2 separate regions of the Homo sapiens genome follow, and region 1 is linked to region 2. The links are chromatin contacts, found by Hi-C in ENCODE. All regions are on one chromosome and are shown on one strand. The core of a region is the stretch at or near the end of the contact, and the rest is flanking DNA. Distances in the headings are between cores, read along the strand shown. Region 1 holds the start of COMMD3-BMI1 (COMMD3-BMI1 readthrough). Region 2 holds the start of VIM (vimentin).

Evidence for each region. A loop is a pair of places that touch in the nucleus more often than their neighbours do. Pooled maps may share reads with other maps.
Region 1: a pooled map shows a loop between it and region 2 (5-fold over the local background). The contact joins the promoter of COMMD3-BMI1 here to the promoter of VIM in region 2. A Hi-C loop is called at or near these places in 2 of 168 maps with a recorded cell type or tissue (naive thymus-derived CD4-positive, alpha-beta T cell and vagina) and 7 of 50 pooled maps.

Annotation. Positions count from the first base shown.
Region 1 is chr10:22,312,372-22,317,941 of GRCh38, reverse strand. It overlaps COMMD3-BMI1 (COMMD3-BMI1 readthrough), which reads right to left and starts at 1,554. Exons shown (of 14, transcript NM_001204062.2): 1 at 1,386-1,554; 2 at 1-58. The coding sequence starts at 1,524. It overlaps COMMD3 (COMM domain containing 3), which reads right to left and starts at 1,554. Exons shown (of 8, transcript NM_012071.4): 1 at 1,386-1,554; 2 at 1-58. The coding sequence starts at 1,524. RefSeq lists an enhancer at 1,007-1,306 and a silencer at 1,577-1,696.
Region 2 is chr10:17,223,619-17,229,490 of GRCh38, reverse strand. VIM (vimentin) reads right to left here and starts at 1,250. Exons shown (of 10, transcript NM_003380.5): 1 at 967-1,250; 2 at 1-215. The coding sequence starts at 68. It overlaps VIM-AS1 (VIM antisense RNA 1), which reads left to right. Exons shown (of 3, transcript NR_108061.1): 1 at 1-146. RefSeq lists a silencer at 2,557-2,771.

The DNA.
Region 1 (5,570 bases), core at 305-2,804, 5.1 Mb before region 2:
GCTGCTGCATGACAATGTTTTAAAACCACTGGGTCGATATGTTTCAAGTCTGGATGATCTAAAATAAATTAACTTCCAGTGATGCCTATGATAATAAATTCTTTACAGTCATGTTCCAAAAAGGATATTTTAATTTGGGTTTAAAAACCCTTTAACAAGATTAAAAACATCAACTATAAGGACAGTCAATTATAAGTAAATGAGATGAGCAACAAGATCAAGTGAAAAACAATAAAAAGAACACAACAAGAACTCTACTATTACTAGCTTCAATTAACTTATTTTGCCTTAATATTTTTACTATTAAAAAATATTATAGCCCCCAAAGAAAATATAACAATGCAATGGTCATTCTAACACTGGAGTAAATTCAAAGGAAAAACAAGATAAATATTTTACATTGTGTCAATTTTAGAATAAACTTCCATCCTAAAAATGATGAGTTTAGGGTAACCGGCTCCATGAACAAATACATCAAGGGGGTAGAAGGTAGGGCATGAGTTCAGAATATAAGATACAAATTTCAAAATTATATTAGTACTTTCAGGGTTTGACAGTCATTTTTTTTTTGAGATTAACCCAGGTGGTGGTTACTATTTTCGTTTAAGAACTTCCACTTTCATACTTTTTGTACAAGTGTTTAGTTCATGAAACTACAGAAAAAAAACAAAAATTTGAATTGTTGGGATATTTATATTTAAGAAAATCATCTAAAAGCGATCGGTCTTAAAATATGTCTTCAATCCATACTGACACTGCACCTCCGCAGTCACTGACCGGATCGCTTAAAAGACACTCGCATCCTGGTAACTGGGGCGGAACAAAGTATTGTGCATCATAGTTTAAGGTTCTAGGCGTAGAACCTGTGTAAACATGCTGAACTAGAGCGCTGGAGTGATCATAGCAACTTGAGGTATGCTCTAAGTTGGCAAATGTCAACACTGTCTGACCTAGTAATTACTTCGGAAACAGACCCTTAAACCTTTGCTAGCCTAGCCCTGGAAGCTTGAATTGCAGGGAGCTCCCCAGATGAAGTCCAACTGTCAAAACAGCCGCAGCCTCAGACAAGGCTAAACACCTTAGATGTTTAGGCCACAAACAAGACTTGAACACCGGCTTTACAAAAGAACAAAGAGACTGGGAGGGAAACCGGGCCAGGAACGTGGAGTTGGCTCTATGCAGGTGCCAAGTGGGGCCAAAACAATGCTCAGAGTCTGCTCCGAGTCCTGGCAGAGCCACGTCCCCAACACTCCGTCCGGAGCGAAGGGCAAAGCCCGGAGACTTCCTCTTCCCGGGGCTTTCCCCTTCTCGCTCCGCCGGCTCCTCTTCTCCGAGCGCCCCTCCACCCCGGCGGATCCAGCTCCGAGCCGAGCCGAGCGGCTTACCTAACACGGCCTCGTCCGCCTGGGCGTCCAGCAGACTCTGGAATGCCGCCCGGAGGAGAAGCGTGAAGGCGTTGGAGTCGAAGGAGCGGGGATCCGCCAGCATCTGGAAGCCTTTCTGCACAGACTCCGAGAGCTCCATTGTGAGCGCGCCGTGACCTTCGACACGCACACCACGTGACACGCGCCGCGCGCTCAGCTGATGCGGCCGCGCGCGCACGCGGCTCGGGGCGGCTGGCGGCGGCGCGGGCTGCGGGGCCTCCCCGCCCGCCTCCGCGCCCGCGCGCGGGTCCCGCGCCCCCAGCCGCCGCCTACGGCCTCCCACCGTTTCCGTCCAGCTCTCGCTTGTCCAGCGCAGGCCGCGGGAGCTGCCGAGCCTTGGCGAGAAGGGCGGCCTCGGGCGTTTTGTGGACGCGCTCGGCGCTTTCTCCTTGGTTCGGCGCTTACCTCGGACGGCCACCAGCTCGGTTCCCTGAGAGACCCCGGGGAGACTGCGGACGGTGTCGGGATCCCGGCCCCCGCCTCCCGCAAACGGCGTCCTCCCCGCTCCTCGCTCTGCGCGAATCCTGCGGGAAGCTCCGATCTCAGGCAACTGGATTTTGCTTTTGTGGTTTTTTGTTTGTTTTGTTTGTTTTTTAGCTCACCAGCTTAACCTCGCAGCACTGCCCTTTTATGAGACTGTAAGACATCTAATTATGTGATTCTTGCTTATTTTTACTTTTTTTTTTTTGTCATTTCTGGAATACGGCAGTAGTGTCCTTCCTGCATGGGGGGTGTGTACACATGCACGCATACATAGAGTTCCTGTATGCACTGCACTCCAGCAATCGGATTAATAAATTATTCATGAACAGATTTGACAGGATTATTAACAATTTTATATGCCGCTGCAAATAAAGCCAACTGCCATACACATTTTGTGCTACTCACCACATCTATGGGTCCCGTTTTAGTTGCTCTATAGAATCTGCATAAATACGTTTTTATTAAACAGCTACCTTAGTAAAGTACAGTTAGGAATGGCAAGATCTTTATTAGAAGTGAGTTACTGTTTAGGATGCTCATACCTTTAAAGATTCAAATACTGTATAAAGTTTAACTTCCTCTCTATTTCTACGAAGTTGGTTTAGAGAACAAGAATGATTCTTTAAAAAACCCGTGAAGCAAAGTAGATTAGGTATTTTTAATCAAAAGCACTTGAAAAGTTAAAAAATGCAAGTTCTTGAAGGGTGGAGGGAAGGGATGCGGAACAACAAAGATGTTTTAGTCTTCAGGAGCGATTATTTGCAACATTAGACCCAAAGTGAAACATTATTTTCTTTTTCTAACTTAGATGTCTGTTTTAAAAATTTTTGATGGATACAGTTGACATTTACCTTGGCACCAATACATAAAGTGTACCTCATTTCACAACAGGATGCAAATGGAGTAAGCATCAGTAACAGATTGAGTAACTACTCAGCCCTCCTTTGAAAGCTTTAAAAGGCACGTGCAGTGGCTCCTCACTCGGTGAGAATATAGTAGCAGTGAAGGATTTAAAAGTCTCCCTAGAGTCTTTATGAAACAAGCACCTATTAATCATGTTCATCTTTTCTTCCCATCACTCATCTTCCTAATTTGTTTCTCATTAGTAGTAAAATGTCAGTTGAAAAACTTCATGATACCTGATTACATAGAGAATAGTCAGGACAGAGTTGTGTAAATGTTCAACAATATTAACAACACCCAAGCTTATTATGTTTATTACACATGTATTTTATGACCTAGTGTAACGTTGATTATTAATACTCTAATAGAATTTGAGTTGATAACTCTAATACTCAATTTAGTGTCAAAAAAGAGAGTATTAATCATGGACATAGATTTTAAAATATTATTTTAAAAGAAAAATAAACACAAGTGGTTGTCAATTTGTGGGCATGAAAGTTAGGAAATTCAGAAGGATTGTTTCCATAATAGCTGTCATATTACTTTGTTGCCCATGTATAAGTACTTTCTCTTAGAATGTTTCCTCCTCTTAGGCCTAAGTATATTCATGTGTTAGGCCTAAGTGATGGGCACATTTTAAGCTCACAAAAATTTTCACCATAATGTGTTCTAATGCTAGAAAAACGGAATTTTCCTACTACAGGTATATTTATTTAAACTTCCTTTGAAGGAGGCACAGGATCGAGTGTTTCAAACGTGTGTCTTTGACAAGTCATTGAAATACATGGAAGTATGATCATCAAAAGGCATGACTACCCAGATGTAGACTCTCTTGGTTACAGCCATAAAGATCAATGCATTTTATGTTAGAAAAACTACATATGAACATATTCTGAAAGTATGAAAATACTGTTTAAAATTTTGCTTTACTCAAAACAGCATTGGAACTTTGACTAAACTTTAAAAAATTCTGCATGCTCAAAGCCAGTAAACTAAATTTGGCTTCCCAAAAGCCTTTTAAAAGAACAATTATGTGCAGCTGAAAACAACAAAATACAGATGCAACCATCTTCACATTAACAATATATCTTGCCTCCTAAACTGCAAATATTAGGTAGACAATGCTGATAAATTTATTTTTCTTTTTGAGAATCTAGAAATCATTTGAAGAACTAGAAGTTACCTTTTTAAACAATGTTTTAGAGTTTCAAGTACATTTGATATCCTTTGAACTGGTTAATATTTTTAGAAACAAATTTAATATTGGTCCCTTTATTGTGATTACAATTAAATAGGCTAGGGCTTTTACCGGATCTATGTGGTCAGCTTTTCCCACAGGCCTCATTGCTGCATTTGTTAGTGTTATGAATTACAATATTTTCTTTTTCAGATTGTATAAGTACTTTTGCTTTTGTGCAAATAACGCTGAAGGAAGATATTCCTTTAGATTGAAGAGCTCATGGAACTCCATGGGGAGAAAAAATAATAAGTTTAAGTGCCATCGAGACAAAGACTAGTTTTAACTGGCTTATATATTTATTATATATTCTAGTGGGGATCTGTTTTATCCCTGCCTGCTCATATGCTACAGAGAAGAAAGTTTAGAACACTTTAGAAACTACCTCTAAATAAGAAACCATTCTCTCTGTGTTCCCTAACACCGATGCTTTGATGGTTACTTTAAACTCTGAGATATTTGTTAATGAAAATAGTCTTTACTGTTTTAAAGCTATTTTAACCACAAATGGACAGTTGGAAGGAGTATTTAACTGAGTTATATATGACACTTGAGAGTATAAGTCAAAAACTGTTTCAGTGAAGTTTATAAAACCTGTCTATATTCTTTTATTAAATAACTTGGCAAGGCATAGTTTGTGACTTGGAATTTGAATGGTCAAGTTTTTGCACATTCATGATCACAGAGTTCAGTGGTCTCAAATTGCATCTTATATCACACTGTGAGACACCAAACTGAGTATTCAGAGGGGACAGTAAAGCTTTTATTTTCAATTTAAACATGTAATCCAATCCCTAATTATTTCTAAACAGTCATTGCTGCAATAATTGATATGGACAAATATAACCTTTTCTCACATTGTATAGTTTAATTTGCATATGTGGATTTAAAAATGTGTGAGGGAAATGAAATACAAATTACATTAAATAAACTGTAACCACAGGGTTTAAAATTAATGATACAGTGTTCTCTAAAACAGATAACTTACGCTTATGATTTGGCACAAGTGTTTTGTATTTTTCCCCTAAAACTTTTTTGAATAAATTTATATTAAATGGTAAATAGTACAATTTCTATTTAATATTGTCATCATTTAGTACCATTTTATGTTATTTATTTATTTATCTATTTATTTTAGTAGAGATGGGGGTTTTTCCATGTTGGCCAGGCTGCTCCCGAACTCCTGACCTCAGATGATCCGCCCACCTTGGCCTCCCAAAGTGCTGGGATTACAGGCGTGAGCCACTGCACCCGGCCGGTACCATTTTAAATATTTCATTTTCGTAAGTTTTATCTGGGAAATATAAAACATAAAACTTCAAAATATAAGAAAAATTAAATATTTTAAATCTAAGTTTTAAAAAGTCAAATTATCATGCTACTGAGAAATTGAGTTTATTATATAAGATCTCACAACATTTCCTGAAATTAGAAAACCGTAATTTTTTCTTTTTTTTTTTTTTTTTTTTTTTTGAGACAGAGTCTCACTCTGTCGCTTGGGTGCAGCAGCATGATCTCAGCTC
Region 2 (5,872 bases), core at 1-2,500:
CGGCTCGCGGTGCCCGGGCCGCCGAACATCCTGCGGTAGGAGGACGAGGACACGGACCTGGTGGACATGGCTGCGGAGGGTGGCGATGGCCTGGGCGGCGGCGGTGGCGCGGACTGGCTCCCGGAGAAGAGGCGAACGAGGGCGCGGTGGGTGTGGGTGGTGGGAGCGCGGCTGCGTCTCTGGCGCGGGGACCTCGGAGCGAGAGTGGCAGAGGACTGGACCCCGCCGAGGGCGCTGTTTTTATAACCCCGTTAGGAAAGAGGGTCCCCTCCCACTGCCATCCCAGCCGCGGAGCGCGCCAGCCAATAGGGACCTAGCGAGAAGCGGGGAGGGTGGGCGGGTGGGGTGGGGGCGCCCTCGAGCCTTCCTGCTCCGGGGCCTGGGACTGGGCATGGTCCCGTTACTTCAGCGCTGGGCTGGGACTTTTGGGGGCTTTCCGGATGATAGTCTGAGCTGGGCTCACCCTGGGGTGCTGAAAAAGGCGGGGTCGCGCGGTGAGGGGGGGGTCCGCCTGGGACTGAACCAGAGGGGTCCGGTGGCACCACGCCAAAGGGGCGTGGGAGGAGGTGCGCGGCGGTCTCGGGGCTGCGGTCAGGCGGGGAGACCCGCGGGCAAAGGAGCGGGAAGAGGAAAGAGTAAGGAATCCCTCAGATCTGAAGTCGCGGAGAAAGAAACAAAGAGCGCCTGAGATTGGAACGCGGGGTGGGGGCGCGCACAGCGCAGGAACGCAGGGCTCAGGCCTCGCCGCAGCCTCGCGCGCCGCCCGCTTGGAAAGGGGGGCTGCTCCGGCCCGCGCCTCTGTCCATCGACTTGCCTTGGCGGAGAGATGTTGGGGGGAGGGGAGGTTCTGTCGAGGGACCTAACGGGCTCAGTCCAGCTTCGGACGGCGGGAGTTGCGAGACGGCGGTGGCAGAGGAAAGCCCGAGGGAGAGGGGTGGGGTCGCTTAGTCACCGGCGGTGACTCACCGCGCCCTGCTGTCCCGCCGATTGAGGGCTCCTAGCGGTTTAGGGGAAACCGTTAGACCAGATTGATTCAAGTCTCAGCGGGCTCCGCGCGCGCTGCTAGTTCTCAGTGCTACCAACTTACAGCTGGGCCATCGCCTTGCTGTGTGCGGTCGGGCCCTGTGGGGGACAAGAGCGCCCCTAAGTTTTTAATAACTCGCTAAAGCCTGTCTTTGCTCGAATGTGCGGACTTTTTGTTAGCAAGAAACTTCTGCAGCCTTTGGAGAGGCGCCATACGTGGGCCTCCCAGATCACGATTGCACCGGGAAGGTTTTTCTTGCAGAGTCCCCGCCCCCGTCCCTCTGGTCTCCTCTCGCTCTTCCCCCTCCCCCCATGAAACCACACCCAACTTTTTAAACAAGATCTGAAAATTCTGGGTGAAAGAGGAAACTCGACGTCCGTAGTTTCAAAATAGAACTCAGTGATCAGTGGTTTTTACCCTGGTGGAAGTCATTAAAGGTATAATATGAGCCAGTTAAAGAATTAATTAGGTGTTGCTTAAAAACCCCAATTTGATTAATGAGTTCAAATGAAAGGCAATTATGTAACACAAATGACAGAATCTTTGGCGGCAATAGATTTATGTGTTAATTTTAGGACAGCAATGCACAGTACAGGGTTCACGGTGATTTGTCTGGGAAATGCCATAGGTCCTGTTTTCCAAAAGAATTCGTGCAATTGACCTTGGGGTGAGGGGGATAAAACTGTCTACGCAGCAAAAAACTTCGTGTCCAAGACATGGAGGGAGTGTTCAGATTCGGTCACCTTAACCTTTCTAGGGAAATCACTCAATTCAAGGGCTGTTGTTTCAATATTAGTAACGAGCAGAGCTGAGTACTTACCCGCCAAGGGAGATAAAAGGAGACTATGTAAATCAGTCTTCTCGTGATTTAGTAGCAATTGAAAAGGCACAGGTTTTTTTGAGTATTTAGATTTATGGTGTACTGAAAGGATTAACTGCAGAACCACTGTAAAATTGATTCTGCAGTGGATAGGAGAAAAAAAAGTATTTCTCTCTTTTTTTTTGGTGGCGGCAGGGGGTACTGCAGGTTACTTGGTATTTAAGAAACATAATTTAGAGGTAAATGAAGAGCGTATTCTGACTTCTTTGGACAAGCCTCTTTTAGGCAATATTTTGTTTACCTTATCCCAGTTCGTTCTTGCAAATGGTGCTTGCCAAGGTGGAATTACAGGACTCTCTACTGCCCAGCTCGCCTGCTGGGGCTTTCTTTTATTCTCTCTTTCACTGGGAGGCTGCAGGTCATTCCCCAAGAGCATTCCTGGGGCTGGGTGCCCTGGAGGACAAGCCTATGCTCTGAGTTACATCTTGCTTTCTGAGAGCCCTTTATTCAAGCCACTGCTCAGCAAATGCCACCATTGTGAGTGTGCCTGGAACCCTTAGAATGAGAAAAGTGATCTCCCTATGGGAGGAAGAGAGTGTGGAACTCACTTCTACGTGCAGTGCCGATCCCAGGGCAATGCGACGCTTGCTGACTGACTCACTATGGAAAAGGAGGACAAGGCATTGGCGAGGTGTGGCACTGTGCCCTGCTGGTGCCCATAGCCGATTCCTCAGGGCTGCGGTGATGTCTCCTGGAATGGGCACTGGTCCTCTTCATCATCTCAGGGATAGGTAGCTCCTCCTTCCAACCTGTCCCCATTCTGAAGTCTCTGGGCTGTGATAGGCTGCTCTCTTGTCACAGACATATGTTTGTTTGATGCATATAGAATGTATAAAAGTGTAGGTGTTCTGTAGTCCCAGCACTTTGGGAGGCCAAAGCAGGAGGATTGCTTGAGATCAGGAGTTTGAGACCAGCTTAGGCAACATATATATATGAAACCAAAAAAAGCCAGGCGTGATGGTGCACACCTGTGGTCCCAGCTACTTGGGAGACTAAGGCAGGGGGATTGCTTGAGCCTGGGAAATTGAGGCTGCAGTAGGCTGTGCACACCACTGCACTCCACCCTGTGCAACAGAGTGAGAACCTGTCTCAAAATAAAGTATATGTATGTACTACACACACATATACATACGCACATATACAGCGTTCAATGTGTTTTTCCTATTAGAAAATGCCATTGTTTTTGGTGGGCTGCAAGAGAAGTGAAAGTTGCAGAAACACTTTCATTCATTCATGTAGAATTCATGAGACTTAAGAATTCATTTCATTCTGAGATAAGATATACAGTGCCTCAATCAATGGGTGATAGTTTTCAGTCAGGGAGATCAATGAATCTGAACTCACATCCTTGAGTGAGACAACTCAGCCTGCTCTCTATGCTACTGTGTTCTTAGGTATCTTTTGGGTACACAGACATAGCTTTCCCGGGTTTTGTGTTTATTTTTTAATTGCTATGAAAACCTATCTGAGAAGTATTTTCAAGTGCTGGACTGGGAAGCTGCTTTCAACACAGCATGATGCAAGTTGCATATAAATAAAGACGTGGTGGTATAATTCATAGGCCAGGCATAAACACTACCACATCTAAATTACCAACAGTGATTTTGGAATTTGCAAGCTGTCATGATGTCAGTTGAATTGGGTGACTTAAACTGACGGACCAGCCAGCCGTGTGGACAGAAGCTTAGTGGCCTATGGAGGCTTTGGGAAAGCTGGCTAGCCATGCCAAGAGAACAGCATCTAGCAGGACTGTTTGGATGGAATGTTAGAAAGAAGAAGGAGGGTACACTGAGAGCATGAAAACCATAGCAAAACCTAAAATCCATGGAAATACAGGTAATAATAATAAATAGTATAATAGGTAATGTCGATGCCAACTGAATGACAGACACTGTGTATATATTTAATTTAACTTGATGCACTCACACCCTCCTGCAAGATAGACTTGATCATCCATTTCACTAATGAGGAGCCTAAGATGCAGGCTAGCAATTTTCTTGTGGTTGTATGACTAGCAGGGGTGGGAAGAAGGGGACAAGAATTTGAATCGAGGCCTTTCTGACTCTAAATGCACTTCTCTTTTCTGTTTGCCTTGATAACAAAATTTTGCTTACTATCAACCAGTTCAATTCACAAATATTAAGTGCTGGACTTATCATTTAGGGACCTACTGTGTTCCAGGAACTGAAGAGATGGGATGATTAACACAGATCTTGCTGCGAAGGGGCATATTTTTAGAGGAATTTGGCAGACAGCTATAACACCATGTTTACGATGTAAAATGATGTAAAAAACAAAATCAAATGACGTAACAGTGATCATACTATGTAAGAAGGGAGATTTGTTTTCACCTGCATTCTAAAACATTACTTTCATTAGTGAGTTAAAAATTTTCATTTAGATTCCATTTTGCCTCTTAGGAGGAATCACATTCAAGACTGGGTTTAGCTCGTCTCACGCCCTAAAGCCCATGAACCACCATCGCTTCCCCTGCCAGCTTCCCTGTCTATTCAGGGCAATACAGCAAAACAACAAGATTGGAAACTTTCATCATTGCCACTTCCTAACTAACTCTTCCATCTCAGATCCAATGGGTATCATGCCCCGCTCTTCCTGGATCCACTCCTCTGTTACGTTGCTGTCACTCAGATCCAAGCCATTTCATACCTCCTTCCTGCAATACTGCAATTGGCTTCCGTTCCTCCATGCTTTCTTGCTTTCTTTCTTTTCTTTTTTTTTTTTTTTTTGAGACGGGGTCTCGCTCTGTCCCCCGGGGCTGCAGTGCAGTGGCGCGATCTCGGCTCACTGCAAGCTCCGCTTCCCAGGTTCACGCCATTCTCCTGCCTCAGCCTTCCCAGTAGCTGGGACCAAAGGCGCCCGCCACCAAGCCCGGCTAAGTTTTTGTATTTTTTTAGTAGAGACGGGGTTTCACCGTGTTAGCCAGGATGGTCTCAATCTCCTGACCTCGTGATCCACCCGCCTTGGCCTCCCGAAGTGCTGGGATTACAGGTGTGAGCCGCTGCGCCCGGCCCCTCCATGCTTTCTTTTCTGCCACCAATGCATCTATCTTCAAGCCATCACCCCTTTTTCTTTAAAACTTATATATATATATATAGAGAGAGAGAGAGAGAGAGAGAGAGACAAAGGCTTGCTCTGTTGCCTAGGCTGGAGTGCGGTGGCGCAGTCATAGCTCACTGCAGCCTCTTAACTCTTGAGCTCAAGTATTCCTACTGCCTCAGCCTCCCTAGAAGCTGGGAGTGCCATCCATGCCCAGCTAACTTTTTATTTTTTGTAGAGCCAGGGTCTTGCTATGTTGCCCAAGCTGGTCTTGAACTCCTGGGCTCAAGCAATCCTCCAGCACTGGCCTCCCAAAATGTTGGGATTAAATGTGTGAGCCTCCACATTTGGCCAAAAACTTCCTTCTTTAAACTTCTTGGCAGGAATTGCTCATTTCCTCACTGGAATGTAATCTCCCTAAGGGCAGGTAGGAATTTTTCTCTCTTTTGTTGACTATTGTATTTCCAGTGGCTAGAGAAAAGCCAGGCACATCTGTCGAATATATACATTAATACATGAGTAGTTCATAGAAGGAAGAAATATAGGTGTGGGGCTAATATTTACTGGTGCTTATTATGTTTAAGCATTGTGCTAGTCACTTTAGACATGACTGCATTTAATCTTCACAAGGTATCGTGATACACAACTTTTATTCTTTTACTCCAAACATACTTATTGAGTATTTGCCATGTGCCGGGCAGTCTGGTAGACACTGGGGAAGGGACCAAAGCAGGTATGGCCCAAAGCCTCTTGGAACATAGTGTTGAGTCTGCGTATATGTATATGATACAGAGAGACAATACTCGTAAAGGAACAAACAAAATGATTGCAACTGGTGATAAAGACTATGAGGGAAACAGAAATTTTCCTGCAGAGGAGGTTGAGGATCATAGTTAACTAGTGGCCTTTGG